2 separate regions of the Homo sapiens genome follow, and region 2 is linked to region 1. The links are chromatin loops, found by intact Hi-C in ENCODE. Cell type or tissue: Calu3. All regions are shown on one strand. Links, peaks and the distances in the headings refer to the core of each region. The heading gives the core; the rest is flanking DNA.

The links. Peaks named below come from ENCODE experiments on the same cell type or tissue, not always from the same donor. Only the 100,000 strongest peaks of a DNase experiment are listed, where the experiment ranks them.
Region 2: it touches region 1 in a loop (2.4-fold over the local background); 3 of 110 quality-filtered maps call a loop at or near these places.

What each region holds. Positions count from the first base shown.
Region 1 is chr3:148,711,681-148,727,294 of GRCh38, reverse strand. The region is part of intron 2 of AGTR1 (angiotensin II receptor type 1); the gene reads right to left. Among named protein-coding and RNA genes, the nearest start is that of AGTR1, 22 kb to the right of the region's middle. In Calu3, for the core only: a CTCF peak has its summit at 8,105 (motif pointing right); no DNase peak of the experiment used is centred there.
Region 2 is chr3:148,460,969-148,476,582 of GRCh38, reverse strand. LOC105374150 (a long non-coding RNA gene) reads left to right here and starts at 10,792. Exons shown (of 7, transcript XR_924571.2): 1 at 10,792-11,679; 2 at 12,144-12,203. In Calu3, for the core only: no CTCF peak of the experiment used is centred there; no DNase peak of the experiment used is centred there.

The sequences.
Region 1 (15,614 bases), core at 6,961-9,460:
AACATGTAATCAAGGCTTTCATTAGAAACCAAGTGGAGAGAAGAGAGAAAGAGAGAGGACAAAGATACCATACTTAGTTACAAATGTTACTTTCTGGAAGTTTGACAATTACAGAGTTTCACTTACTTAGCTTGATTCTCTGTTACTTGCCTTCTCTACAAAACTGCTTTTCTGACTAATAAAGGCATGGAGTAGTTTTTGTAGGCAAGGAGAAACAATTCTGGGAAAAAGCTTTGTAAGGAGCAATATTAATAGACATCTATGCCCAAAATTTGATTCCTGTGGTATTTTCCCTACAAATTTCTTATAGGCTAGTTCAAGGAGAAAAGCATCATAAAGTTTGAAAGACCAGCTAAATCAGTGGAAATTATACTCTCCCCTTTCCCATTAAGAACTCTATTCTCTTACTATGAAAACACCACTGTTCTTTCTTATCTCAGAGTGCAGCCTTTTCTGTATACTGATGCCAAATGGGTAACATTTTAGTGAGACATTTGAAGTTGTGATATGCAACTCGGTGGGGGACAAACAAGGTCATTTAAAAGGTCTCTTCATTGAGAACATCAGAGCTTTCAAAAGAGGCACACAGCCTTTCCCGCATAATTGGGGGTAAATGAAGAAAAAGCCCATAAAGTACAAAAATTAAAAAAACGGACGGAAACACTCAGAATTAAGAGTGAAAAGATATCATGAATGCTGATGCTGAATCTTAACACACAAAACCAAAGGCAATGAGTAAAAGAGCAATTTAACTTAAGAAGGTGATGAACATAAATCAGTTGACTGCAGGCCAGGCATGTTGGCTCACGCCTGTAATCCCAGCACTTTGGGAGGCCAAGGTGGGCGGATCACAAGGTCAGGAGCTCGAGACCAGCCTGGCCAGCATGGTGAAACCCCGTCTCTACTAAAAATACAAAAATTAGCCAGGCATGGTGGCATGCACCTGTAATCCCATCTACTCGGGAGGCTGATGTAGGAGAATCACTTGAACCCAGGAGGTGGAAGTTGCAGTGAGCTGAGATCATGCCATTGCACTCCAGCCTGGGCAACAGAGCGAGACTCCGTCTAAAAAAAAAAAAATCAGTAGACTGCAGGATTTAGCAAGGGAAAAAAGAAACTTAGAACTAGAATTGGGGGATTCTTCTTCGCTTCTCTAGAAATTGAGATCTTGGACAAATCATTAAACCTTCATTGATCTGACAAATGGAAATAATATTATGAAGCCTCTACCTTGCCCTTGGAAGAGTGTTTTAAGATTATGTGTACAAAATAACTTTTTCAAAAGACAGTATATTATACCCATTCAGTATGAATACACTAGATACAATAAAAAACAAGTTTGCTAAATAGCTGAAGTGCGAAGCTAATTTATAGACCAAGAGATATATATTCAGCACCTAGAATCTTAAAAAGGAATATTAATTTAATTAATGTTAGCAGAGTCTATTATCTGGCTGGACTCATAGGAAACACCACCTTTGCAGTCTCACAGGTCAGGGAGAACCTGTCTCCGGCCGGGTGTGGTGGCTCATGCATGTAATCCCAGCACTTTGGGAGGCTGAGGCGGGTGGATCATTTGAGGTCAAGAGTTTGAGACCAGCCTGGCCAACATGGTGAAACCCCGTCTCTAATAAAAATACAAAAATTAGCTGGGCATGGTGGCGGATGCCTGTAATCCCAGCTACTTGGGAGTCTGAGGCAGGAGAATCGCTTGAACCCAGGAGGAGGCGAAGGTTGCAGTGAGCCAAGATCGCGCCACTGCACTCCAGCCTGGGCAGCAGAATGAGACTTATACATATACTAAGTAAATTGCGTCATAAAATTTTACTTTACAGATGTAATTTGTTGCATTATTATATATGGCCAATAAATTGATTATAATGAAGTTAGAAGCCCTAATAATACAAAAATATATAATGATATAATTTGTTATTAATCCCATAAAGCAATTTAAAGAATTACTTTTGGGGAAGAAGTGAAAGAATAAACACATAAAGTACAAATGACTTTAAGTTAACTTTATGTTGGAGGAAGAAAATATATCACACTATAGACCTTTGGTTGGTGAATCAAACCTCAACTAATTAAATGACAGAAACTTCCTTCAAAATGCAGGATTCAGAGAAAAATTTTGTTGCCTACAGCTCCCCTAGTATTCATATAAGTCTCTTCTGTGAATTATCTGACTTAACATGTGGTAATTGTTGTTTTTTAATAGAATTTCATGAGTTCACTTTCTAATAATTATACAACACTGTATTGTTTCTGGCAATAACATTTTTGGTATTACTTTATTACTATATAAAATAATGGAAAAACAAATTAGGCTAAATATTTTTTGTACTCAGAATAGAGCAGGCAGATTTGTGAAGTTCATTAGGACTTTGTGAGAATAACATAATATGCTAATAATTTTGGATATTTTGATATGAAAAAGATTCTAATTCAGAGAAAATATATTTTTGGAATCAGTCTATTCCAGTAGCTATAGTTGTGTAAATAAGTCAATGATCAGCTTAGAGTCATTCCCTAGATAAATTACATGGTTTCTTTATATCTTATCAGAAACTAGTATGTTCTCTTTACATAAAAAGTCATTCTGCAACTTACGGACTTTTGATTTAGGTTTGGAGGGTAGCTGTATCTCCTGTGAGTCAGGAAGTCACAAAAATGTCTGCTATAGAAAGAAATTCATGGGTCAAATTTATTGATTTTCTTCTTAAGAGAAATACAAGAATATACATGTATACCCTTTGTCTGGTAAACATACACAATTACTATATTATCAAAGATGTTTTGGTTGTCAGGTTATCCAAGTAAAGTCTATTTTAACCTAAAATGTGGTTGAACTACTATTCTCTACAGTCTTTTGTTTTCCTTGTAAGTCAGAGATTCATAAGAGAGTCCTTGTAAGTCAGAGATTCATAAGAGAGTCCTTGTAAGTCAGAGATTCATAGCATTCTATTGTTGTTATGGTCCCTAGACATTATGCATTCCAGGGTTCACATATTCAAATACATATATAGGCTGGGAGAAATAGGTGAAGTGGACATGGTGGTGAATGGAGGGCCCTCCCCCTTTCTTGGAGGGGGGCCACGGGGTCACTTCTCAGCTATAGTCAACTGTGCCAATTGTAATGAGGTGGGGGAAAACAGCTAACTTTAAAATATAAACTTAAAATTTCAAATTTCATGTGAAAGATCCTATTTTAAAATGTTTTCAACTAATATATATATATATTTTAAAACCCAACACTGTGGAACCTAACAGAACTCTTCTAGATTAGATTTAGTTAAAAAGGCTGCCAATTTGAAACTTAGGATCCAGGCCAACCATCTCATTTTAGAACTGAGACGAGACTCCAAGCCCCAGAAAGATGTTGCAGACCCTCATTCCAATGTTTTAACTAGACTGAAGACTTGAAGTATGTCTCTGTTTGTTAGACATTCCCCCTTCCATTCCACATGCAGCGATTCATGGCTGAATAGTTGGAGGTTACGGTAAAACACAGAGATGTGACAGGATGAGTCAACTGTCTACCCTTGATCTCACACAGCCAGCTTGCATAGTCTGCACTTCGTGAGATGTGCCTGACTCAGTCTGAGGAAGCTTTCAGAATGGCAGCCTGAACTTCACCCCTACCCCTCATTGTTCTTGCTAGCAACTTATTTTTCCCTTTTCGTTCTTCTATCCTGGAAAGCATACTGTTACATCTCTTAGAGCTGTTGCTGCTCTGAAGTGCTCCAAAGTGAAGTCTCTATGTGAGTGAATACAGCATAGAATCCATGATTTGGGTATTCTTATACTATTTTGACATTTACTCGACAAATATTATCTTGTGTTCAAAAGGTCATCAGTAGTGAAAGGGACTGAAGCTATTTCATAGAGCCACACTCAGTGGCCCTGGCTAGATGACTGGTGAGGAGTTTACATTTTAAAATATTTTAAATAAATACTGAAAATATTTATTTTTGAATAGTTCTTATCAAGTGTTTCTGAAGTGAACTTTGCTACAAATAGGAAATTATCTGTACATTTATGTTTTAAGGCTACATTTGTCCTTTTGATACTAATGTATTTCCTAAATACATTCACTGCAGATTTGGGAATACACACACATAAAAAAAGTGCAGGAAGAGAACACATTGCTACACTGACTGAGGGAGTTACACAGGATTAATCCTGGATGAATATGGAGTATTTCTGATTAATAGTAACACTTGGCTAGCACATTCATTGTTTGGGATTCTATCCCTAATAAAACTTCCTGGACAAGCAAGTTGATTTTTCAGATTTACTGAAAAATAGTTTAATTCTCATGAGCATATTTCAAACTCTGTACAAGGACAACATGGACATGTATACTTTGGTTAATTGCTTGGTTGGCTGGAAGAACATAGTTCATGATTTCATACACAGCTCCTTGGATGTGAAGCGTTGGGAGATGCAAAAATGCTGACTTCCATATTAATTGTATTTCATGTGAAGAGATAATATTTCATGAGTTTTAACTAGAGTTTTGGGGTAAGTCAGAAAACAGAGACGGAAAATGGTGGTCTGATGATGCAAACTCTTGTAACTGACTCAGAAGGTGCCATGTTGATGACTGCGGATGGCTTGATGGCTACCTCATGAAGAGGCTCAGTCTAGAGTGGAGTATCAGTGCATGAAGGGAGTGGAATCTGTTCCAGGCCAGCAGGGACCAGAGTGAGATGAGAAAGGGGCTACAGAGTGGCACCCTCCCGCCTCTTCTTAGAATGAAGGACTTTTTCTGAGAGTTCAGCATTAAGAAAGGATGAAGCATGAAGTATTCAGCTGCTGGGAGGAAACTCAGCGTCCAGGGAAGAATGTTGTGGGGATGTGAAACAAATGTAGTCTTAGCATCTGAAGTCTCAGTTTAAGTTTTCATCTCAGACATTGTAGTTTTCATCTCTAGAAGTTCAATTTCAGTCTTTTTTATATCTCCCATGTCTTCATTTAATATGTTCAAACTTCCATCAAGCATTTTGAACATATGAAATAGTCATAATAACCATTTAATGTAATAGTGTAATAATCCTATCATCTGTGTCATTACTGACTGGGTCTGTTTCTATTCATTTTTTTCTTTTTATGGGTTGTACTTTCCAGCTTCTTCGCATGCCTGGTGATTTTATAATGGATGCTAAACATTGTGAATTTTACTTTGTTGGATATTGGATGCTTTTGTATTCCTACAAAATTTCTCCAGTTGTTTTCTGAAAAGCAGTTGAGTTACTTGCAAATAATTTAATTCTTTTGAGTCTGACTTTTACGGTTTCTTAGGTGGTACCAGAGCAGCAATTAGTCTAGGGCTAAATTTTTCCCATTCCTGAGGCAAGAACCTACTGAGTATGCTACCTGATGCTCCATGAATTATGAGACTTTCCACTGTGGCTGGTGGAAATAGCAACTATTTTCTAGCTCTTGATGACCTCTGGGGCTTGTTCTCTCTAATACGTTTGGGTGATTATTTGCCCACATGCACTGAAGCACAAGGGGTACCATTTGCAGATCTCTGGGTTCTCTGTGCAGCTCTCAACTCTCTGGTACTCTGAACTCTAGCCTCCTTGGCCTCTCTGGACTCCCAGCTCTGTGTCCTTAACTCAGAGAGGACCTCGAGTTCTGCCTGGGTGTACCATCCCTGTATCATGCCTGCAAACTCCCTCCAGGCAGTGGGCTGGGACAATCCCAGGTCATTTGTTTCCTATCCTCCAGGGATCACTGCCCTTTGTTATCTGATGTCCACTCTCTTGAAAACCATTGTTTCATATGTATGTCCAGTTTTTAAAATTGTTTTAGGTGGGGAGGTAAATCTAGTCCCTGTTATTCCATCTTGGCTGGAAGCAGAAGTCTCTGGATTTGAGTTTTGCTCCTACATCTTACATGCTACTTGATTTTGGAAGAACTACTCGGCTTCATCCTCCTCTTTGCCCATTTATGAAGTGGGGATAATACTGCAATGATTAATCGATGGAGTCATATAGGGGAAAACATGTTATAGTCTACATGATTAGGCAAAGGAACACTCATACACTGAGAGTGGGCTTTTACCAAAAGGACTGGAGCTGAATGAACATTTTCTCTCCCGAGCAAGATAACCTGAGCCACTTTTTCTTGACCACACAGGGATAACTACCTTCTTTGTTGCCCTCTAGCCAATTAATGACCTTGCCCTTTTACCTTTCTGAACCTTATAGGACAAACAGACAACTCACCTCGTCCCAGAACCCATGGGGCAAAAAACAAGCTTATCTGAAATGTTTTGCCAAAGCTATACCTACACAGGATTATAGCACCACCAACAAATTCTGTGTGATTTGTAGTAATAAAAATCTCATTTGTTCTTATTTACACCTTAATTTAAAATAATCCTTTTCACTAAACTGTGAAGTAGAATGAATAAAACTATTAATTGAGAACATCTGCCCACAATTATAAATATATGGAATTCACTTAGTTATAATCAGTACATTAACATTTGAAAAGAAAATGATTTTTTAATGCAAAGATATCTTTCTTCTGACATATTAAAATTCCAACACACTAAAGTAGTAACGTGAGTAAAAAAATAATAAAATCCTATGGCTTTTTTATTGCATGTTTATTTAGGCCAAACCGGTACGAGGCAGCTAGATTAATTACTTTTATACTGTTAAGTACTGTACATAGTTAATTATTTCATCTAAGTTGTGTGTGAGCCAAACCTGTGAATTACTATTCATGCAGGGCAATGATGATAATTTATGTACTCCCTCTATGCTACAGCTTGTTAATATATTATTTTTGATTTGAAACTAGATGTTAAAAGTTTGCAAGAGGCTTTTAGACTACCCCACGACATAAGTTCTAAAATTATGGATTTGAAAAATGAGGTCGACAACATGCTATGATAGGAAGTTATTTAGATGATGGAATTTTAATAATTTGGTATGAAAAAATACATTCTCCCATGTTTTCTTCTGATCTGTTGACACTTATGCTTTGAGCCTCTGTGTGTGTGTGTGGTGTGTGTGTGTTTCTGCTTGATTTTATGATGTGGTTGTTTTTTGGGTCCTTAGCTTCCTACACATCTACCACATGCACAAAACCTGTTTTCACCCACTCTCCCAATATGGCTAATCAGATATTTAATTGTAGCTACCTCTAACCCAATAGCTTCAAGTGGTTAGAGAGATGCTCACAACTACCATGAACTTTTCAAGATAAAGAGATGACACTGAATCTATTTTTAAAATGTGAGATCAACTTCTCAAAACTTCAATAACAGATTCCCAGAGATACTTGTACATAGTGAAGTGAAAGAGAACTTTAAATGTTTTACAGATCCAAATATTAAAAATTTAACAGAAGTTATTAAAGTAAAAGAGCAAACAAAGAAGAAATGAGTAAAAACAAAATATGTAACTAAAAAATAAAGAGAGCTGTCATAGAACCGGCTTGCTGCTCTGGGTGGCCCTGGATGGGCAGCGTTAGCATCAACTGGGAGTTTACGAACAAGACAGCCTCAGGCCCCACCCCAGACCGAGATAGAATCTGCATTTCAAGCAGATTCCCCAGATGACTTGGGTGTTCATTAGAGTTTGAGAAGCACTAGTCTAGAGGCACATGGAGTTTCCCTCTCATGTAGACTAAAAAGCCATCCAATCGCTGAGCTCACTGAAGTGTGGCTCCCCATGGACAGAACCTGAGAACAGCACAGGCAAGTTGAGGTGGCTGCAGATTGTTTTCATGGGGAGCCTCTGGAGTACAAAGGAAGCAAAGCCCCAGTGAGGCAAAACTGTGTACAAAAATATATGTTTCATATAATACAGAGATCTAGCAGCTCTGTTCACAAGATCTTTTAGAGAAAAATAATACAGATCCAGACTTCTTACTGTGACTTTGGCCAGAGAGTTTTTGCTTATTTAGAGGAATTGAGGAACATCTAAAAGGATGGGAAGTGTGCCACCTTCCCTTGAAGCCCATTCTGGCTTTTTTTTTCCTATGAAATATGTGAATTTTATCATCTGAATAATTTTAACTAACTTTTCCCCTTAAAATGCAGGCACTTTCTGCGCAATTTCCTTTTCTTGCAGAGGCTTTCAAACTGTTCAACCACTAGAGGTCTGTATTACCTATTTTAAAAAACCATTACTAGCTGGCTGAGACTTCCAGCTTTCAACTTCAATACCTAATTGCATGTTTTAAGATTTAAAATCTCAAGACATAACACCAGGGAATAAAAAAATCACAACACTTTAAGAAATGAAGGAGAAAACCGAATAGGAGCCCTTCCATTTGAAACAAGACTGAGTCTCCCCTGTTATTTCTAGTAGACAGCTGAGCACACCTTCATAATCTTAAACACGGAAATCAATGGCCAATCACAAATCACGAGAACAAAATTTATTTTCTTCAAAATGCCTATGCAAAATAGTTTTTATCTCAATATATTTAAAACCCATGTTTCAACTTCAAATTTTAAAGCATTTATTTTCCTATTGGAACAAAAGAAAAATTAAAGTGGTTGAATTCCCATTTGGTTTATTTAAAACACCAATTTTACTACTTTTATGAGGGCTTTAAAATAAAATTTCATTTAATTAGGTCATAATATATAGGTTTAAAAACTAATGTCCTTTCAGTCTTAGAAGGCTCTGTTGCAATTTTATAAACTAATGCATGAGACTGAGCTTGCCTGGTTAAAGTTATAATAGAGGTGACACTTGCTGGTGGCCTATACTGCAAGTTGGATACCCCAGGTTTTCACTGCGTTCCATGTTCACCTGGAGATTTTCACTAGAGTAGTCCATTTGGGTCTACCCTCTGCCAGTAGAAGCCCAGGCTCTGAGCCTTCCAGAAACCTGAACATGAGGCATCCCATTTACAGAGCCATCCTGATTAGAAATGATGAAACCTTTCCCTAGCATATGCAGCAGGCCTCCTAAAGAACTCCACACTCATGTATTCACATATTTAAGTAGAATGGTTGAAAATATTACAGACATAAAAGCTGTAATTTACTGAGTATTGCATAGAGGTTTGGGATTCTGATGCTAGATTTTCATAGATTCTAATTACGCCTGCATTTCAGTAAGTGGCTACATTTGTTGCCAGGCAAGGTGTAATACTAGGAAGCTCACTTCTTTTAAAAGGCATTATTGCATAATGTTCCTGCCCTGTAAGGCCTCTAAAAGCATAAGGACGTCTAGTGTGGCTTCCCTCTCAGTCTGTCACTTTATTAAAACACAACAATTTCCAAGTGTTATTTGGCAGATCAGCTGGGTTCATTTCAAAGGCTAATATTTAACAGAGGGGAAAATAACTCATCCCAATCCTTTTAAAAATTGTTTTCTATGTATTTGCAGGCAAATTGCCTAGTGTTTTATATAGATCTCAAAGGTAGGATTCAAGAATAATTTTAGTAATGTCTTACACTGCTTGGCTACATAATCAAAATGATCAATTCTACAGCAGAAGGAAACTAATTCACGGCACAATAATTTGTACTACAGACCACTGTATTTAAAGTAATTAAGTTTTTCTTCATTTCCTGTTACATTTCTGCCGATGGCTGGTGGCATATGAATTAACAATTTTCCTCACTGAAATGAGACATTAAAATATCTGCTTTATTCTATCCTGAACATTCCTCTCAGAGCTCCTGACTCTTCTACTATAATTCAAAATGGTGTTAGCTTATACTTGTACCCAGTATCAGTATAAAGCTATAATTAAATACTAGCACAGTGCTCATTTATATTTTTTTAAAATGCTGCAATTGTAGCAGTTAATTAAACAGTAACAGTAAGATCTTAGACTCTGGTGAATTTGGTGGGTTATTTCTGGGAGAAAAATGGTTGGAACCTAGGTGTCGGAATTACTCCCAAATTTGAGTTGCTGGCCCTGGCATTGGTTAGCCATTTGGGAAATTTAGGCTCAGTTTCTGTAAAGAAAATTGAGCCAATAAGATAATTTAGCCTATTTTTTTTTGTTGGATTAAATAAGAAAATACAGTGCCTGACACAGTGCATGACACAGTGCCTGACACCAGTAAGTGTCCAATTAATAGATGTTCACTATTATTTTGTCTGATCTTTTTTGTCTTCCTTTATAAAATGGCAACAACAATACAAAGGCAATAATTCCAGTTATGTCTAAGTGTGTGAGCAATAGATAAGAAAAACCACGTGTGTGAAACAGTACTGGGCACCAGTTGCTCCCCCAACAGTTTCCCCAAAGTTTTTGCCCTTAAAACTAGATCACTTGGGAGAGTCTCAAAGATGATTCATTGTTGGACTTGAGATTTATTTTTATTTTTATTTTTTGAATAAGGAGACTGTGCCATTGAGATTAATTCATCTCTCTCTTTTATTTTTTCTGATCTGAATGACAGCTTAACTCTGTGACTCTACCAGACAAAATAACTGCATTGAAACAAGAGTCCACCAGGGACAGAAACCATTTTCAGAGCAGTTAAAAAACTAAGGTTAAGAAACTATTCAAATTCAGAGAACTCAAAGAAAAAACCATAATCTTGCTTAAAATGCAACTTTGATTATTCCACTCCTTGTGACTTAGAGATGTTTGTTTTCTCTAAAATGCCGTATAATATCTCTTTTCAGGAGAGAAATCAGTGGCAGAAGGATTTGAAGGAAGTTGTGATGAACTAGCTTATTTTTTTTAATTAGGAATGAAAACTTCTTGTTTAAGGTTATGTATTGCATATTCTCAAAATGTTCTAGTTCCTTACATGGCTGGTTTTATGGGATGTTAGTAATATAGAAGGTACTGGGAAATAAATTCCTGTATAGTTATAAATAAATAACTGTATTTGCACTAGTTATAAATAAATAACTGTATTTGTACTATTAACCAGCCTTAGGACCTGAAATTTAACCAGGCTTAGGACCTGAAATTCTACTAGATCTTGTTCTCTTTGGATTATATTTCAGTTTAAAGAGCCACACATCTCTGTCAACTCAACACAACCCCATTTCTAGGAGCCTCCTTTTTAGTTCTGTGAGACCAGGGCTTCCATGAGAGAAGTATGGTTCCGTTGTGGGATAGGGTAGACTAGGAAAGGGAGTATAGCTGAGGAGCTCTGCCCAGGAGGACAAGGGCACTGGTGGAGTGCTCTGAAAAGGGCCTTGCTGAGGACTACTTTACCCCTTCCCTAATGTTGCTTAGACCTGTGGATCTCTGAACACAATTCAGTTTAATTTGCTAAAAAGGCATTTCCATAGGATACGGTTTGGGGGTAAGTGCCACTGTTGCATAGCATTTAAGTATGCAGCTGTGATCTGGGTTAACAAAATTCTGGATTTCCATCAGGGTACTAGTTGTTTGAAAGTTATCCAAGTCACAAACTCTCTAACGGTCAGAGAAATATGAAGATTAAATTAAATTAATTAATATAGTCACAGGTTCTCACTAAATGATAACAATTTTTAGCACAAAGCACATGTATATATGAATACAAGGGTAAACTAACTTTCTTATGGTCCAATTTTTCTGATATTAAAATACTTTCTAATGATAGCATTTAATTACCAATTTACTTAGATTTAGAACAATTTGAAATATGCTTGCTAAAATCTTATTTGACTAAAACAGTGACAATAAGCAAGAATAATGGCATTTATTTTTATCAGAAATTGCATTATTTTCAAAGCCCTTTAGGCCACAGCATTGAGCTACTATTGTTTTTCTCAGATAAAGGAAGCTGCATTTTTTTCTCATTCTACTCATGATTATTTCTTATTTCTTACTCTGGGGGATGTCTCTAATGGAGGCTGGTGAGGCAGCTACCCGTTTGGGGGAGACATGACATCACAGATGCTTGTCTTTTCCTTGGCTCCCATCTATTGGAAATAGTAACTAAGTCCTCTGCCTAAGCTGGTAGGAGAGGAGCTGTAGAAAATCAAATTAACAGGAGAGAAACTATTAGTCTTCATTTTCTTGTTTTCAACCTGCGAACACAGATTGTTAAATATGCCTATTCCCTAATCCTCATTAGGAAATCTTAAAGAATAGCAGGACATGAAAAAAGCATGGGGATTATGAGAAAATGCTACCATTGAAAAATAACACAAAGTGAGGATAGTTTTCTCTCATCCAGATTATCTGTACATTTTTAGAGTTAGCCTATTTGAAATTTTCCATTAAATAATTTTATTCCTACTTACATGTGGATGGATGATACACACACAATCCCAAATATATAATTTTATTTAGAATTTTCTTATTAGACTTGAAGATAAAATAATTTAAATGGAATAACTAGTACATGACATTTTGCACTCAGTGGTATCCCTAGGACTTGTTTGAATACATTGCTGTATTTATCTAAAAGGGCAAAGCTTTCATTAAAAATAATCTAGTGGCAATGTTGCACAGCCCTAATTCTCTACTACATGAAAAGTTATATTTTCAGGCCCAGAGACACAGGATTACAGGTCAGTGATAGGCAATGCATATTTGAAGTATACCAAAAGCACCAAATAATGTAGCTGAGTATCCAGAAGGAACTGACATAAAATGCAGGGGTCTAATTACTAGAGTCATTGCCACAGAACCAGTCATCGATGACTAAATTATGCACCTGGTTTCCTGGGAAAATCTGCAGTTTGGGGAACATTTCACTACACTTCAGAGCATTTTAAGTCTTTAAATCATTTAGCTTTTAAAATCCCACCCATTTCTCCTGTTCTGGCATCCATTCTAAATATGTCTCTAGTTCCTGTCAGTTCATACTCTTCAATACTTGATTTCACTTTTGTTATCCACTCTTCTCTGTGGTTTCTGAAGACCCTGGCATACTCGCTGTGCCTTGACCATGCCAGCACATTGCTGCCTCAAGGAATTTGCATTTGCTCTACCCTCTGCCTGGAGCGATCTTCTCCCAGATGTCCACATAGCTTCCTCCTTCTTCCTAAGAAGACCTTCCCTAAACACTCTTTTTAACCTGAAGCCTCCCTTCCACTTTATTTCCATTTTCCATGCCATCCAACATATTATAAATTTTACGTGATTGTTCTCATCTTTATGCACTGGAATGTAAGTTTTATGAGGCCAAGCATTTTTGTCTACCTTGCTCACGACTTTGTGCTCAATGCTGAGAATAGTGTCTGGCATGTAGGTGTCCAAAAACACTTATTGACTGAAACACAATAGAATCTGCTGCAAACTGTAGCCCTAAGTAGGAATACCTAGTGTTTAATATCCTCTTTCAGTAGTATTCCTATCATCATGACATTTCTTTGATATTCTTATTCTAGAGGCAAAGGGAAGAAACTTTAAGTTACCTCATAACTGTTCAATAACTAACTTCTAGGTCATGATAGTTGCAAACTGAAGTGCCATTGGGATTTGGGCAGTTAAATAACTGTGTGAAACACCCAGTATAAGGCATTAAAGAGTGCTAGAATCTGTGACAAATAGGAAAGTTTATATATTGCCCTACGTAAAACCATTCAGATTTGAAAGAGAAATCTAAAACATAGCCCTGTCTGAACAAAACCTGTCTACCTGTGGCTTCAAAGCCCTTTTTGGCTGCCAGTTGTGGCCAATAGGACCACAAGGACATTTTCTAAGTCATACTGGGTTTTTTTCTACCTCTTTTCAAATATATTCTCAGGCTTGGGTATGTGACTGACTCCACATCAGGACAGGAATACTCAATTGATCAAATCTAATTACATTTGCTTCCCAACTAAATTGTGTATCACCTTCCCCTCTTGTGAGAGGAATGGTTCCTCTTGGGTCCTCGGCATCTGATTATTGCAAACCTAATTGATTTGCGACATTTCATTAATAAAGTTAACTAAAACTAATTATACATATTGAGTAAAACTTGCCTGTGAAATGAATTTTTCTATTTAGCTTAAGGGTTCTTAATTGTTAGACTGAATTGCTGAGGAAGATTGCAGAATTACTTTCTCTTGGGAGACATACATATATATATATATATATTCCCCCCCTCCAACCAATATGGATTGATGGATGGTGATACCATAGAAACCAAAAAAGAAAAAAAATGATTAAATATGAAAGTTAAAGATACTGAAGCATTGTCCTAAGAAAATAAAACTGCAAAATAGGTCACACAGATCTCTTTAAGATGTTAAATTAGGCCTGTTGTATTTGTCACATTATCTTAAGGGGTTTGAAATTCAAATTTTCAAATGTATCCACATTTATTGTTTTATTCATAGTGTAGATTTTTCCTTCACTTAATTGGTGAATATTGTATTTCTCACTCTTTCAGAGAGTATGTTTTGTCTAATTCATCCATCTATTTAAATCTAAATTCCAGCAGAAGTCCAGGGGGCGCCTCCTACTACCTCAGTTGCCCCAAACTCAGCTGATACATTGTGAGCCAGTATTTTTCACAGGATCATTTCCAGCGCTCCTTCTTTGTTTAGTCATGTATAGATAAACATTCTGTAAGTGAAAGGAAGACTAGCTAGCATTCATTAATGGTTCAGTGTTGAATAAAATACGGCTGACCCATTACTGCTATACAATAATTTTGTATATCACATGAGATGCTCTTATGATTAATAATCTGAATTTGCATTGCTTTCACTTTCCCAAAGCAGACTGGATTTCTTGCTTTGCATTGTTAAGGAAGATACTTAGCTGTTTTATCTTCCCACTCTGTTCACTGACCAGGCTGGAGGGACCAGGAGGCAGCCAACTGCCCATCTTATTTTTCCTTTTTGACCTGGGAGTATTACTGAGGAGCAAAGGTGCAAGCTCTAGATCAAAAGACAGCTCTTACCCCCTGACTGGTTTCATCTACAGTGGCTCTGTTTTTTTCTGGTGTCTATACTGTGTGCAGAAGTATTTTGGCCTTGCCTAGAGGTGGGGAGGAAGAACGCTGCTTTGGATTGGATTTTGGACTTGCAATACCTTGTTCCTGTTGTCCCAGTTCTCTGGGTGAGATGAACATTTGTTTAGATTCAGGAAAGGCACTGAGGCCCAGTTTCAGATAAATAATTATTTTCCACCAGGTCTGCACTGTATTATTACATTTATGAGATATACTAGATCTTTCTGGGATTTAAAAAATGACTCATACATTTAAATCTTAAAAGTCTTAAAAGGAATGACTAATTGAAGGGAAAAGACAACAGCACTCTTGATTCCAGCTAAAAGCCTTTCCTGTCAGCAAAACAGGGCCTCTAAATTTAAAACCTATTTCTTTGAGCTCTTTCAATTGTTAAAAATATTAATATTGGTTGGGTGCAGTGGTTCATGCCTGTAATCTTAGCATTTTGGGAGGCTGAGGCAGGAGGATCACTTGAGGCTGGGGGTTCATGAGCAACCTAGGCAATGTAGCAAGACGACATCTCTACAAAAAATTAAAAAAATAATTAGCTGGGCATAGTGCATGTGCCTGTAGTCCTAGATACTTGGGAGGATGAGATAGGAGGATGGCTTGAGCCCAGGAGTTTAAGGCTGCAGTGAGCTATGATCATGCCACTACACTCTAGCCTAGAGGACAAAGTGAGACTTTGTCTCAAAAATATCTGTCTATCTGTCTGTCTGTCTATCTATCTCTATTTAAATCTAATTTAAATTATTATTTTCTATAGAGTTATGTGCTA
Region 2 (15,614 bases), core at 7,634-10,133, 250 kb after region 1:
TACAGTTATTTAGTGGTAGAGCTGGGATTTTAACCTGAGTTGTTTATTATAAATGGATTATAGGCTGAATAATTAATACTTATCTTAATATTTTCAAGAGATAAAAATATAATAGGAGAAATACTCTTTTAAGCATAAGCATCACTTCTGTAAAAATATTTCTTTTATTTTACTTTTCATTCTGGTTTGTGATTCTAGTAACCAGAGATTCCTTTTGGATTGAATAACACAAAGATCTCAGTTTCTGTAGACATAGCAGGCTCTCCAAAAATACCGTGAGACTAAACTCTATTAAATAAAATAATTGTTGTTTCTTGACAAGATTACACTAGATGTTCTCTTCCAAGATAGAAGTAATTGGGATCATATGTAATACAATCAATTAGGATGAGCCCCCTCTTTAATTACAATAGTCATATTCTATGTATAGTGTATAATTCAGAGTTTTAAGAATAATTATATAAACCATCAATCAAGTATATGTCTAGCCTTAAATACAAATTAAAAATTATTATAAAGTATTGCTTTATAAACCTTCTCCACTCAGAAGTACAGATATTTAATATACTTCTATATGAATAACAAAGCAAAGCACAACTAAGCAGGGATAAATAGATCAATATCTAATTTCATCCACATCTGCATTTTTAAACATTTTCTAGCCCATTTAGAATGCATACCTCTGGTGTGTGCAAAGTGTTTCTTTCTTAAATACAAAATAAGTAGCACATGCTGTTGGAATCTTGCCTTAATCCTTTTAGCATCTTAGCATTATAGTACTTTACAAGCAGAGCTCTAACTGCCTAATAACTTTCTGTGGCTTCTAGAGTCTCCTCTACTCACTAGCACATCAGGCCCAAAGTCCCAGAGATTTAATAATTCCCAGAAACATCCTTTAATGTATAAGTGATGGAAAGTGTTTAATACTTTGGTTCTTTTGACCACTGATTACTATAATTCAGAGCTGCTTGCTCCACATTGGATCTCAGAATCTGTCTTAGCTTGTATTCTGCTGCTATAACAGAATACCCAAGACTGAGTAATTTCTACTGAACAGAAATGTATTGGTTCATAGTTTTGAAGGCTTGGAAGTCTAATATTAATGTGCCAGCATTTGACAAAGGGCCTTTTCTTGCTAAATCACAATATGGTGGTAGGTATCACATGGTGGAAGAGCAAAGAGATGGCAAGAGAGAGAGAGCAAAAGGGTGCAAACCCATTCCTGTGATAACCAATCTATTCCCATGATAATAGCATTAGTATATTTGTGAGGGTAGAGCCCTCATGACCTAAACACATTTTAAAAGTCCCACCTCTCAGTACCATCACAATGGCAATTAAATTTCAACATGAGTTTTGAAGGTGACAAACCTTCAAACTATAGCATGGTCCTTCAGGGGGATTAAATTACAGTGGCTCCCTCAGTGGTAACTGACTTGATAACAGCCACTTTGTTTGTTGCCTTTCCTTCCTTATCTCTAGTTCCCGTTTACAACTAGTGTTTCCTGAGGCCCATTCCAAAATAAACTACTTCCACCAGATTCCTTGTTACAGAATCTACTATGGCAAAATCCAAACTAAGATATTTTGTTATATAAGGGGTTCGAGGTAGCAGATACTTAGAATGGGAGTTTAGAATTAAATACTTGCAAGCTAAATGACAAAAAGGGACCTAATGTTAGTGCAAAGAGACGGTGATGAATCCTGTGGTTAAAACATCAAAACTACTAATTATAGTGGTGACTATTATTAAACTGCTCACCTGTAGTGACTGAGATGGAGTACAGGAGAAGGGAGATAAATTGGCTTATGCAGTATATTCAGTATTTGAGTGATGTGGGGCGCTGTGACTAAGGACTGTGGAATTGATTGACTATTGTTAGGTGCCATCAATGTTTGAGGAAAGAAAATGGCAAGCTCAAGTCAGACAGTTTACTTGGGGCATGGCATCCCTTGTAGCTGAAGAGCAGACTTTGCTGAAGATCTTTGATTGTTACCATGGTAGAATTACAAAGAAAGGTGAATTCATAGTCCCACCAACTCCCTATATAAAGTCAAGAGGCACGTAAGTAGGACTAGGGCCCTGTGACCTGAGATGTCATTAGTGGATGAGCTTATAGTGGACACTATAATTTCTCAGAGAAGGTTTTAGCAGTCAGAGAAATTCCTCTTGCTAGAGATTAATAGCCTTCAGGACTTGCCTGAAGACCATGCAAAGTCCACACCTGTGGTAGATGCACTGCGAAGTGATGAGTGATGCTGTGAACAGTCAGTGAGGACCGAACGGCTGCCAAAAACCATGTGGGTGAGCTTGGAAGTAGATCCTTTGGTCCCAATTGAATTACCTTCTATTACCAAATTCTCCTGCATTGACCACTTGAAATTTTCCAGTTTTCAATGGCATTTTGCTTGAAAGCATGACAAAAAGTTATTTTAGTTAGATAACTATTTCTTAAAGGTAGGTATAGTTGAATGTTATCACTTATTTGTGTTTTAGTGTGACTTTCTGCATCTTTGGCCAATGTCTTGACTGCAATATCCTGAAAGACCTTGAGCCAGAACTACCTAGTTAAGCTGCTCCTAGATTTCTGGCACGGTTACTATGAGATAATAAGGGTTGGTTGGTTTAAGCCCCCAGGATTGAGGTTGATATTTCATGCAGCAATAGATAACAAATACAGTGATTGAGAAAAATGCTGCATTGGAAAAATTGTAATCCATTGACCAATTTCCAGACCAGAGTCAGTTCTGTGATACAAAGCCCACCATTTGAAGAGAAAGCCAGTTCTTCCGTAGCGGCACAGCAGGATTCCTCAATTTTTCTGTAACTGTATCTAGGGATATTTACTGGAGAAAGGGAAATATCTAGATTTTTAAAAAGCTGTTGAATTTAGGGTCCGAACTCACAACTGTAGATTCAAAATGCCATCATGGAACCCTTGTAAGAGTGAGGTAGTATGAGGGCCCTGTGATAAAGATCCAAGTCTGTTTCACAATGCACCCAATATGGGTCTATGGCCTCCTGCTATGGTCATTTTACTATCACTTGAGGGCCTAATTAAGATGGATATACTTAGCAAGTGGGCAAAACTCATGCATTATTTACCTGACCTGTGGAGTAAGAACCATAATTATAGGAAAGGCCAACTGGAAGCTCTTGAAAGCGTCTCACCCCAAATGAAAGTAGCATGTCATAAACAATCCTGAGTGCATGGTGAGTGGAATGGCAGGGTTTAGTGGCAGCCTCAGTGATCTCATGGATGCAGAGCTGGTGGTCTTTATCATATCTCTTCTTGGTGAATCAGTATAGTCTCCAAAAAAAATGGATCCAGATAACTTATGGCAGATGATGGTGGACTATTATAAACTTAACCAAATGATAACTCCAATTATAGCTGCTATTTAAAAGATGATTATTTACTAGACAAATCAATGCAGACTCTGCCATGTATATGCACTTATTTATCCTGTAAATGCATGCTTTTAAAACCCTTAAACATTCATTTTAGAATCATTTCACATTCACTGAGAATGAACAGCAGCACACATTTATAATCTTGCTTCAGACTGTGTTAATTCTCCCGTTCTCTGTTACAGCATGGTCTGAAGTGACCTTGGTTATAGAGAAATTGTATAGGGTATTTTACTGGTGCAGTATATTCGTGACATTGTGTTAATCAGATCTGGTAAGCAGGAACTTGTAAGTAATCTGGATATTTGTTCACAATGTTGGAGAGAAATGCAATAAAAATTAAGGGGTCTACCCCTTTGAGTAAGGCTTAAGAGATCAGATGATCTGGGTCATGCTGAGACATATCCTCTAATGTAAAGGTTGAAACATTACATTCTGCATTTCCTGTTACTAAGAAAGAGATGTCATATTTGGTAGCTCTCTGAATTTGGAAGAAAGCACTTTGGTTATACTGATCCATCTTATTTATTGAGTTACTCAGAAAACTGCTAGTTTTGAGTGGTCCAGAACAGAACAGAAGAGTTCCAGAACAGGTCCAGAACAGAAGAGTTTATAGCAGGTTTAAGCTGCAACATTGTTTGGATCATATGATCCGGCAGGAGCTATGTGGAGTTTCTCTAAGCCCCAATGTAAGAGTCATAGAACCCTTCTTCCAGACTTTTGACTACCAGCCAAGCCATTGATCACTGCCACGAGTTCATGGATATCTTTACCTCAACCACTTATCCCTCTGCATGATGGCAAATATACTGCTGGTATCCATTGTATATAAGGATGCTATGTGGAATCTCTTCCAGCTTCAGTAAGAAAGTCATAGTACTCACTCCTTAGGTTCTGGAGCAAGGCCATCCAATCTGCAGCAGAGAAAAATATTCAGAGCTTGAAAAACAACTTCTATAATGCCATTGTTCCCTGACCCTAGGGCAGGAAGCTCCTGACCATGGAACATTAAGTAATTATGCAACCAGAAGTGCCCATCACAAAATGAATATATTATATCCACCAAATCATAATATCAGGAAGTAACGGCAACAATCCATTGTACAATGGAAATGGTATATTCAGGATGGGGCTCAAGAGGGTCTGAAGTCCATAAACAAGTGACACAACAGGGGACCAGAGCCCCATGTTACATGTCCCTGTTGCATCAGTGCCTTTTCTTTCACTTACAGCTATGGCCTTGTTAGGGGATACCTGAAACTAAATGATAGATAAAGAATCAAAACAAAACAAAACACCCAAGCCTATATCTCTCAGATGGGTTGACTATGTTGATGAAAGCCAGAAATGGACTTCTGCTACATTCTAGCCCAAATCAAAAGTGGCTCTGAAAGATAGTAGAGAATACATTCCTCCAAGTGGGCAGACCTTAAAGCAGTACACCTGGTAGTAAACTTCATGAAAAAGGAGAAGTTCGGTTAATGATATACATGAGCACATTGGCAATGATGAATAGCTGGGCTGGTGGTCAAAGGTTTGGAAGAAGCAACATTGAAAGATGGGGATCAATCTGAAGAAAAAGCATGTGGAAGAACCTGCAGGAATGTGTCTCTGATTAATGCCTACAAAAGTATCAACCACAGAATAGCCACCTGGATAAAATGACTCAGCCAGTGGATATCAGCCAGACTTGTTTTTTAGTTACTTAAATGATAGTATAGGGACTCACACATGGAGTAGCAGAAATGGAGATTATGCATGGTCTCAAAGGCATGAGATGTTTCTCACCAAGCCTAATATGGCTACTGTTACTCCTGAGTGTTCAACCTGTCAGCAGCAGAGACTTGTAAGCAGACTTGCACTATGCTCTCAATTTAGTCTTCTCTGAAGAGACCAACAAACTACCTGTCCTCACATTGATAGCATTCTATTTTTTCCATCCTAGAAGGATAGCAATTGTCCTGACTGGCATTAATATTCTAATTAGGCTGGCCTTTCATACCTTACTGCCTTCACCATCACCAATATCTGAGGTTTCATTGTGTTTGACTTATTATCACTTATTATCACAGCATCACATATATTATCTTAGATCAAATGATCCACTTTATAGCAAATAAAGTATAACAATGGCACATGTTCAAGAGCTCCATTGATCTCACCAGTTACAGCACCTAAATGTTTCCAGGCTAATAAAATGTTGCTTAGAGCCAATGGGAATTAATATGCTCTTTCCCTGATCAGTAAAACATGCATCTAGGAACCAAAAGGTGAACGTTGGAGTGCCTTCTCCATTATTACTCCCCATGGCCCACTTGGTGAATTTGCGCTGGACTAGGGGCCTTGTTGTCAAAGGGGATTATGCTGCTAAGGTTTCTCTAAATCTAAGCTAACCACTGCCCACTTCTTTAAGGGTTGTCATGCCAGTAGACAAGCAGGTAAAGAAAAAGTTTCTTTACTATTATAATTGGTATAATTACACAGTAATAAACACATGCCATGAGTACCATGAGGAAATATCGTTGCTACATATTACATGATGTGGGCAGAGAAGGATATGTCTAGAACCTAGAGATGCATTAGGTCATAGGTCACATCTTAGTGCTTCCATGCTCATTGATAACTGTGATTAGGCAATTATAGCCATCATAACCTAACAGGATACCTGCGGTGCAGACTCCTCTGCCTGGATTATCCCAATAGACAAGCAATTTAGTTTGGCAGAAACGTTGGTTGAAAGTGAAAGGAAACTAGAATGGGTAATAGAGGAGAGAGATGATGAATATCAGTTGTGGTCTCAAGATCAAGTGCAATAGCCAGAACTAATCTCCCTCCACCATTTTTTTTTCCAAAATTGTATCTGGTTACCATTTTGAAGAGGCTTTGCCAGGATGGATGGAGTGAACTTGACTTGGGTCACAGGTAGATCTGAAGAAATAGTTGACTATAACAGGTGTTGTCTGTGCTCCTCCCATATCATTGCAGTGTAAAATGGCCTGTGACTTTTAACTGGGTGAGGGCTTTCTCTTACACCACAACTTGCCTTGTACAGCAGCTTGAAGTGCTGGATAATTCAAATCCCCTGAGGGATCCCTCAGCTAAGGGTGATGGAAGTTTGTGCACAAATATCTCAGCTTTATCCCCTCTCAAGTGGGCTGAGTCTGTGGAATTTGTTTTACATTCAATCTGTAACATGATCAATCTCTAGTTACTGATAGTGGTAAACTAACTTAACAACACTTTCTTCATTGGCTGCCCTCAAATTCCTATCTCAGTTCTCCATAACCTGACTGGCATTTGCTTAGCTCACCTCCCTAATAAATAAACTTTTTCCACTTGAATTCTCAACTCACAGTCTGCTTCTGGGAAACACAAATGAAAAAAAGCATGCATTGCCCATTTTGGCTTTGAGCTTTACCTCACCAGTGCAAAAATACTCAGCAGTCAGATCAGGCAATCTGACAGCTGAATATTTCCTTTGCAAGGGTTTTATAGTTTACAAAAGCTGCAATGGCAGGGAGCTTTTGTAAACTACAAAATCACATGGATTACATGAAGTAATGTAAAGGCTAGCATTTCATTCTTGAGGCTATCTAATCCCCTTTGGATTACCAGGATGTACAGGGCTACTTGCTTTGAATTCCAGTACTTCGAGACTCTTAGGCTTGTTATGAATAATACTTATTGAGTGTTTAATATATTCTGCCAACTGTTCCAAGTGCTTTACATATGTTGGTTAACTTCATCTTCAGCAATCCTATGAAGTAATGTAAAGTATCTATGGGGTAAAATTAGTTTTCTTGATGCTGAATCCACGATCATACCACTGGTCTTCTCCTATTTACTCATATCTACCTCTTCTAATATACATGCCTAAGGGAGCAGATGAATAAGCTCTGCACAAGATAAGAGTAAGTAAGTCATTAACAAGTGTCACTCAACTTTGTAATACCTGTTTAGGTTCTTCAGATGATTTTTCAGATGTCTTCATACAGTGAAGTTGCTAGATAAGTGACTTATGGAAATTGTATATTTCATATGAATTGCAACCCCTATTTAATGGATTTGCCCTTCCTGTTTCTGTTTTCATATTCCCTCCCCATGATGTTAGAGCTAATTCTAGTCTTTTAAATTTGTGAGTTATAGTCTCAATTTAAATCAAATGCTTTGGGCATAGGTATATAAATTCGTGTTCAAATATACTTAAGATGTATTTGTTATTGTTGTGTGCTCCAAAACTTAGGGTAACTAGATGGGTATATATTTAGTGAAAGAGCACAAGTTGAAACTAAACCAAAAACTGTTATTATGATTTAGTTGTTTAAAAGAGTGAATCATTTAGAGGCATATATTTGAAGTGATTATCTGATATATAAACCTTTAACTAGATCTTAAAATATTATATTTTAAATTTAAAACATTGCTTTGAAATGTGACTTTGTAAAAATAAATAAATAAATAGATAAATAAATACATAATTGTATTCCCAGTCCCTTTCTCATTGAAGATAGATTGACTTTAGGTAGACTTATTAACTAAATTATATATAAGTTATGACTACATACTTTCCCTTCTTGCAGTCATAGCCCTTCTAATTCTTTCTTTATTAGTCAAAATTTTGACATATTTCATGTAATATATTTGCTGTTTGATGTATGGTACTATGAAAATTTGTCATCTGGCTATTTAAATATTTACTTCAGTGAGGTATAATAGAATTAGGACAATTGATTGAGAAAGGCACTATTTAGAAGATAATATATTATAATTGTGTAGTATTTTAGCAGGATAACTACATCATTAGCTTCATATTTATGCATATTCTTCTTTATTCCTTCTGAAGAGAGTCAGCAGCTTGAGATTTGGCCCAACAGCTACTGACAAGGGAGCTTTCTGCAAGGATAAAAGCTTTGAAAATCACTACAAATAAAGCATCTTGTTTTCCATTAAGTTACATTCAAATATCCATGTACTGTACCCTGTAATTAAGTCAAATATCAATTTTAATCACTGCATCCTTAGTACATAATTTCTGTAATGCAATTGCAGCAGTATAATATGGAGCAGCTAAAATGCCCTCGTTAAATGGAATTTTAACTGCGGGAAATTGAGATACAAAGAAAATCATCATACCTGCACTTAAGCAGTTAAGCTGAGAGATTTATGTTTAGGAAAGTAGGGGAAGAGAGACTGGTTTAATTCACAAATTATTGTCCCTGCTAGTCTACATCTATGATTTTGAAATAAGAATACTGACTATGCTTTGATTTTAGAGAGTATCTGAGAGTATCTTTAGAGAGTATCTACATCTATGATTTTGAAATAAGAATACTGACTATGCTTTGATTTTAGAGAGTATCCAAAGAAGTTCCTTAAAGATAGGACTCCTATTAGTTAATAAACTGATCCTACAATTAAGTTTGAATGCTATTATCTCAACAGATAGCAACATTAATTTTGGGGAAGAAAAGTATCTTCCTTTTGCTAGCTTTCCAAGAAAGGAGTTTGACTGTGTGAGTAAAAGCTTTATTATTTAAAGTACAACTTGCAGCTCTTCAATTAGGAGCAATTTCAAATGTCAGATTTAAAGTCTGTAGAACATCTCACATAAATGTAGCAATTGCCTTGTACATCACTTGGCAATAGTTTAACTCTGTTTAAGACTGGAAGAAAATATTTTGAGTAAAATAGAAATGACAAAGTAACTACTAGATGTCATCATATTTTCTTTATATTGACACATTAGCATATTAGGAAAAAAATGTCTGGTCATATATGGATATTGCCAGGCTTAAAACTCTTGCTCCCTTCAGTGAGCTGGCTCAACATTCATACTGTCATTGCTCCAAGAAATGGAAATCATCTGAGATGTCATTATGTAGCTAGTGGATCTAGAGCCTTGATAGAATATTTACAATTAAAAAAGACAAAGTTTTGAAAAATCCATGAATAATTCATCTGACTATTTACACAAGACATTCAGCTGAAATATTCCAGTGTTGCATATACAAGTGCATGCTTAAGCTACTCCTTTTTCTTTATGATGAGAGGGAAATAGTTTGCTGGGCACACCCTTCTTGTCAATGGTGCAAATCCTTTTAGAATCCAATTTTGAACCTGCCATTTGGATTAGGTTCATGTTCATAGCTTTTGAATTATTGATTACTTGAAGGCCAGGGCATCCCAATCTGTGTCATAGATGCATAATTTATCATGATATTTAAAAGCATGTATATCTTAAAGGCTTTTGGAACTTTATTTCAATGCCTAATGACAACATATCTGGAGCTTTTTATGTTTTCAAAGTCTTGGCAAAAAGACAGGGCCTTCTGGTGCTGTGGCCTCACGTGACAGCTCAGTACCTTTTAATGTCCCCTTTCTGTCTTTGAATTTTATACTTTTCCTTTCTGATTTGGTTCTTCCCCTGACCCCCAGTCCTTCACATCACTAACTCTTTCTTTGGTCTTTGTATATGTTTTAAGACTCTATTTCACAGGCCCCCCCATGGTGCCCCCATGTTTTCTTTGCATCTCTCTTCTTTATGTTCTTCTTTTGTGCATTCTGCCTTTTTTGATTTCTGCTGCTTGAGAAAACCCTTTCAGACATTTATTTCCTATTTATTGTGTTATTTTTCTTTGTAGGAAGAGCCTAGTTAATTTATTACTGGTCTGAATTTTGTCTCAGATGCCTCTAACATTTGCCACACCACAGTGAAGAAAAGGGGTGGAGAATGGCAAACTTCCTTCAACTTCTGTTGTTAGAATGATAAAAGTTGAGTGGGGTGATTTCAAAGCTGGGGGTGATTCAAGCCTTCCTCTTCTCCAGAGTTCACGTCAGCCACCACCACAATGAGGCTGCCACCTTCCCACTTCCTTGCTCTTAAACCTAACAATGACAATCAGTACTCAGTCACAAACTGACAGAAATTCCAACTTGCAGAGTCAGAAAAGAAAAAGGGGCCAAGGATTGCTGGTGAGACGGAAGAAGCTTGAAGTGCAGACACATGCTTAAAGGAAAACTGTTTGATAAAAACACCCCATTTTTCCATTTTAAATGCCTTTTCAGTTTTTGTCTCAATTATTTTTAATCTTTCTTCTAAAGTGAGGTTTGAGTAATCTTTTTTAGAATGTAATCTTTATTGGTCCATGAATTAAGACAGATTATTATAAAGAATTATTGTTTTATGTATGGGATACAAATCAGAATTTACATTTATGTTTTCTTATTGTTTTTGAGGAACGTGACTGCTGCCTAGAATAAAATATTCTCATAAAAGGGTAGTGTTCACAGAGATACATATAATGGCTTATTGAGGCCTTTCTTCATATTTTTTATGTAGAATTAAATACACTTATTATGAAGACATCTTAGGTGATATATTGAGAAATAAGATTTAAAATGTGATTCAACATTTCTGCATACTTTATGTAACCTGCCTGTGAAAGAACCCTAGGGTTGGTGAAGATAATGACATACTAGCAGTGTGATACCGCTTATTAAAATTTCTATATGTCGTTGTTTTCTTTCAGAAGATCCAATTTGATCCTTGGTGTTTCAAAATCCATCTAATGCAGGTTTTCTCCTGTAACAGAAAAGGGCTATCTACAGGCAGGATATCCCATTTTGGTATCCTGTTAAGTGACTTTTAGACTTCCAGAGTTTGTCTTCTTTACCACTTGATATTGACGTCTTACTGCTCTTCACATCTAAGCCAAAGGATAGCGTTTTCTTCTATATTAATTCAAAGGTTCTTTAAGATCCGTGCACACAGGCTTTGTTTCACACCTTTGAACTAAGGTGCCTGGGATGCCTTCCATTCCTCAGAACAGACAAAAGCGAGCTCTCAACTCTTCTATTAAATGACTCAAACTTGAGTTTTCCTATGACAGCTTTCTCAGCAAACTCCTAACGAGGCAAAATTGGCTACTCGTGGCTTTGGTTCTCTGTATCCAGCACATTTTTCAACAACAGCCCCTAGAATACATCGGGGCACCTGAGGTTGTGCTTGAAACAAAATAGGCATTCAATATCTACAGACTGGCATCAATATTGACACTTACAGACTAACAGAATGACTGACTGGTTAGATATCTAATCACTTGCAGTGCTCTCATCAAGCCCATGATGGATTAATTCACACTCCTATTCTTTTGCATATGCTTTCTCTCTGGTCAGAGTCTTGTCTAGCTGAGTCATTAAGGTAAGAAGAAAATGAAGAGGAAAGAGGGGAGAAATAGCCAACATGTACCAAGAACCTGCTGAGCCAGGTACTGTGCCAAGCACTTTAATTAGTTAATTTAAGCTCACAATAACCAAATGAGGCAGGAACCATTATCATCCCCTTTTGACAATATAGAAAACTGAAACCAGGAGATCAATGAACTTTCCCACAGTTACACAACTAGTGTGGAAATTGGACTTAATTTCTATCTGTATGACTATAGCTCTCAAGCTATTAGGTTGGTGCAAAAGTAATTGCGGTTTTTGACTTTTTTTTTTTTTAAGGCAAAAACCACAATTACTGTTGCACCAATATAATGATAACCTTCAATCATTCTAACTTATTTAGCTAGCGAATGCAAACTGGTTTTACAAAATCTTTGCAGCTAACCATTTCTCCAAGGAGTAGAGCCTGGCATGACAGACATTTCAATGTTTCCCCTTTGTGCAGAGTTAGATGAGATTATTACTATGTGACTATTCCGATTTGTGTTTTTCCTGTTCCTTGAAGGCATGGATGATGTCATCTTGTCTCCTGTGCCTGGATATTTCCTGAGTCCTAGTTGAATAAGTGAGTGAATGTTCTTATTGTACAAATTTTTATCACAGTTATCATATGCATTGCAGCTATTTATTTTATAATCTTATAATCTTTTTTCCTGGCCTTCCTTCTGATGTTGTTCAGAAACATCTGCCAAATGAATGAAAGAATGAAAAAGTGAAGTTATGAATAAACACAAGTGATTGTGGTATGGAAGGCTTGTTTCCAAATCTTACTTGCCAGACTCTTAAAAATTTATTTGTTCTTATCTGTCTGAATAATTCCAACTCAAATGTCAAGACTCAAGATATGCATCTTTTCCTCAGAAAATGCCACCGTCCCCAATATTTACACCCAGGGTACACCCAGACTGACAGAGAGAAAAGGCTCATTGTTGGAGCTTCTATCTCTGACCAGAGCTGGATGATGGCACTTCCCATGCTGTAATGCAACACTTTATTTTGGTCTAGGTCTCCTGATAGGCTAAGACCTAGAGACTAATATTTTATTTAACTGTATGTCTTTAATATGTAGTATATTTCTTAGTATGCAGCCAACAGTTATTGACTATTAACTGCTATTTGTTGAATGAGTGAGTCATTTTGTATATTTATAAATAGGGGTAGGATCCCAGAAAATTAATTAAAGGAAAAAGAAGCTAGTTAAACTTTTAGTTTATTTTTTTATTTCCCTAGGTTTTTGGGGAACAGGTGTTATTTGGTTACATGAGCAAATTCTTTAGTGGTGATTTGTGAGATTTTGGTGCACGCATCACCTGAGCAGTACACACTAAACCCAATTTGTAGTCTTTTATCCCTCACCCGCCTCCCACCCTTTCTCCTGAGTCCCCAAAGTCCATTGTATCATTCTTTTTTTCTTTTGAGACAGAGTCTCACTCTGTTGCCAGGCTGGTGTGCAGTGGTGCCATCTCGGCTCACTGCAACCTCTGCCTCCTGAGTTCAAGCAATTCTCTTGCCTTAGCCTCCCAAATAGCTGGATCTACAGGCACGCACCACCACGCCCAGCTAACTTTTTGTACTTTTAGTAGAGATGGGGTTTCACCATGCTGGCCAGGATGGTCTCGATCTCTTGACCTCATGATCCGCCCACCTTGGGCTCCCAAAGTGTTGGGATTACAGGCGTGAGCCACCGCACCTGGCCCATTGTATCATTCTTATGCCTTTGCACCCTCATAGCTTAGCTCCCACTTATGAGTGAGAACATACAATGTTTGGTTTTCCATTCCTGAGTCACTTTACTTAGAATAATAGTCTCTAGTTCCATCCAGGTTGCTGCAAATGCTGTTAATTTGTTCCTTTTTATTACTGAATAGTATTCCATTGTATATATATATATATGCCACAATTTCTTTATCCAATCGTTGATTGATGAGGATTTCAGCTGGTTCCATAGTTTTGCAATTGTGAATTGTGCTGCTATAAACATGTGTGTGCAAGTATCTTTTTTGCATGATGACTTCTTTTCCTTTAGGGAGATACCTAGTAGTGGGATTGCTGAATCAAATGGTAGTTCTACTTCTAGTTCTGTAAGGAACCTCCACACTGTTTTCCATAATGGTTGTACTAGTTTACATTCCCACCAGCAGTGTGGAAGTGTTCCCTTTTCACTGCATCCATGCCAACATCTATTTTATTAATTTTTTTTTTATTATGGCCATTCTTGCAGGAGTAAGGTGGTATTGCATTGCAGTTTTGATTTGCATTTCCCTGATCATTAGTGATAGTGAGCATTTTTCACGTTTGTTGGCCATTTGTATACCTTCTTTTGAGAATTGTCTATTCATGTCCTTAGCCCACTTTTTGATGGGACTGTGTGTTTTTTTCTTGCTGATTTGTTTGAGTTCATTGTAGATTCCGGATATTAGTCCTTTGTCAGATTTATAGATTGTGATGATTTTTTCTCCCACTCTGTAGGTTGTCTGTTTACTCTGCTGACTGTTCCTTTTGCGTGCAGAAGCTGTTTAGTTTAATTAAGTCCCATCTATTTATCTTTGTTTTTGTTGCATTTGCTTTTGGGTTCTTGGTCATGAAGTCTTTCCTGAGGCAATGTCAAGAAGGGTTTTTCCAATGTTATCTTCTAGAATTTTTATAGTTTCAGGTCTTAGATTGAAGCCCTTGATCCAACTTGAGTTGATTTTTGTATAAGGTGAGAGATGAGGATCCAGTTTCATTCTTTGACATGTGGCTTGCCAATTATTCCAGCACCATTTGTTGAAGATCAGTTGACTGTAGGTATTTGGGTTTATTTCTGGGTTATTTATTGTGTTTGATTGGTCTATGTGCCTATTTTTATACCACTATCATGCTGTTTTCATTACTTTGGCCTTGTAGTATAGTTTGAAGTCAGGTAATGTAATGCCTCCAGATTTGTTTGTTTTGCTTAGTCTTGCTTTGGTTATGCAGGTTTTTTTTTGTTGGTTCCATATGGATTTTAGGATTGTTTTTTCTAGTTCTGTGAACAATGATGGTGGTATTTTGGTGGGAATTGCATTGAATTTGTGATTGCTTTTGGCAGTATGTTCATTTTCACAATACTGATCCTACCTATCCATGAGCATGGGATGTGTTTCCATTTGTTTGTGTCATCTGTGATTTCTTTCAGCAGTGTTTTGTAGTTTTCCTTGTAGAGGTCTTTCAACTCCTTGGTTGTATATTCCTAAGTATTTTATTTTATTTTATTGCAGCTATTGTAAACGGAGTTGAGTTCTTGATTTGATTCTCAGCTTGGTTGCTATTGGTGTATAGCAGAGCTACTGATTTGTGTACATTAATTTTGTATCCTGAAACTTTGTTGAATTCATTTATCAGTTCTAGGAGCTTTTTGGAGGAGACTTTAGGGTTTTCTAGGTACATGATTGTATCATCAGCAAACAGCGACAGTTTGACTTCTTCTTTACCAATTTGGATGCCCTTTCTTCTTTCTCTTGTCTGATTGCTCGTCAAGGACTTCTAGTACTATGTTGAATAGAAGTGGTGAGAGTGGGCATCCTTATGTTGTTCCAGTCCTCAGAAGGAATGCTTTCAACTTTTCCCCATTCAGTATGATGTTGGCTGTGGGTTTGTCATAGATGGCTTGTATTACATTGTGGTATGTTCCTTGTATGCCGATTTTGCTGAAGGTTTTAATCATAAAGGGATGCTGGATTTTGTCAAATGCCTTTTCTGTGTATCTGGAAATGATCATGTGATTTTTGTTTTCAATTCTGTTTATGTGGTGTAACACGTTTATTTACTTGTGTATGTTAAACTGTCCCTGCATGATATGAAACTCACTTGATTGTGGTAGATTATCTTTTTGATATGCTGTTGGATTTGGTTAGATAGTATTTTGTTAAGGATTTTTGCATCTATGTTTATGGGGGATATTGGTCTGTAGTTTTCTTTTTTTGTTATGTCCTTTCCTGGTTTTGGCATTAGGGTG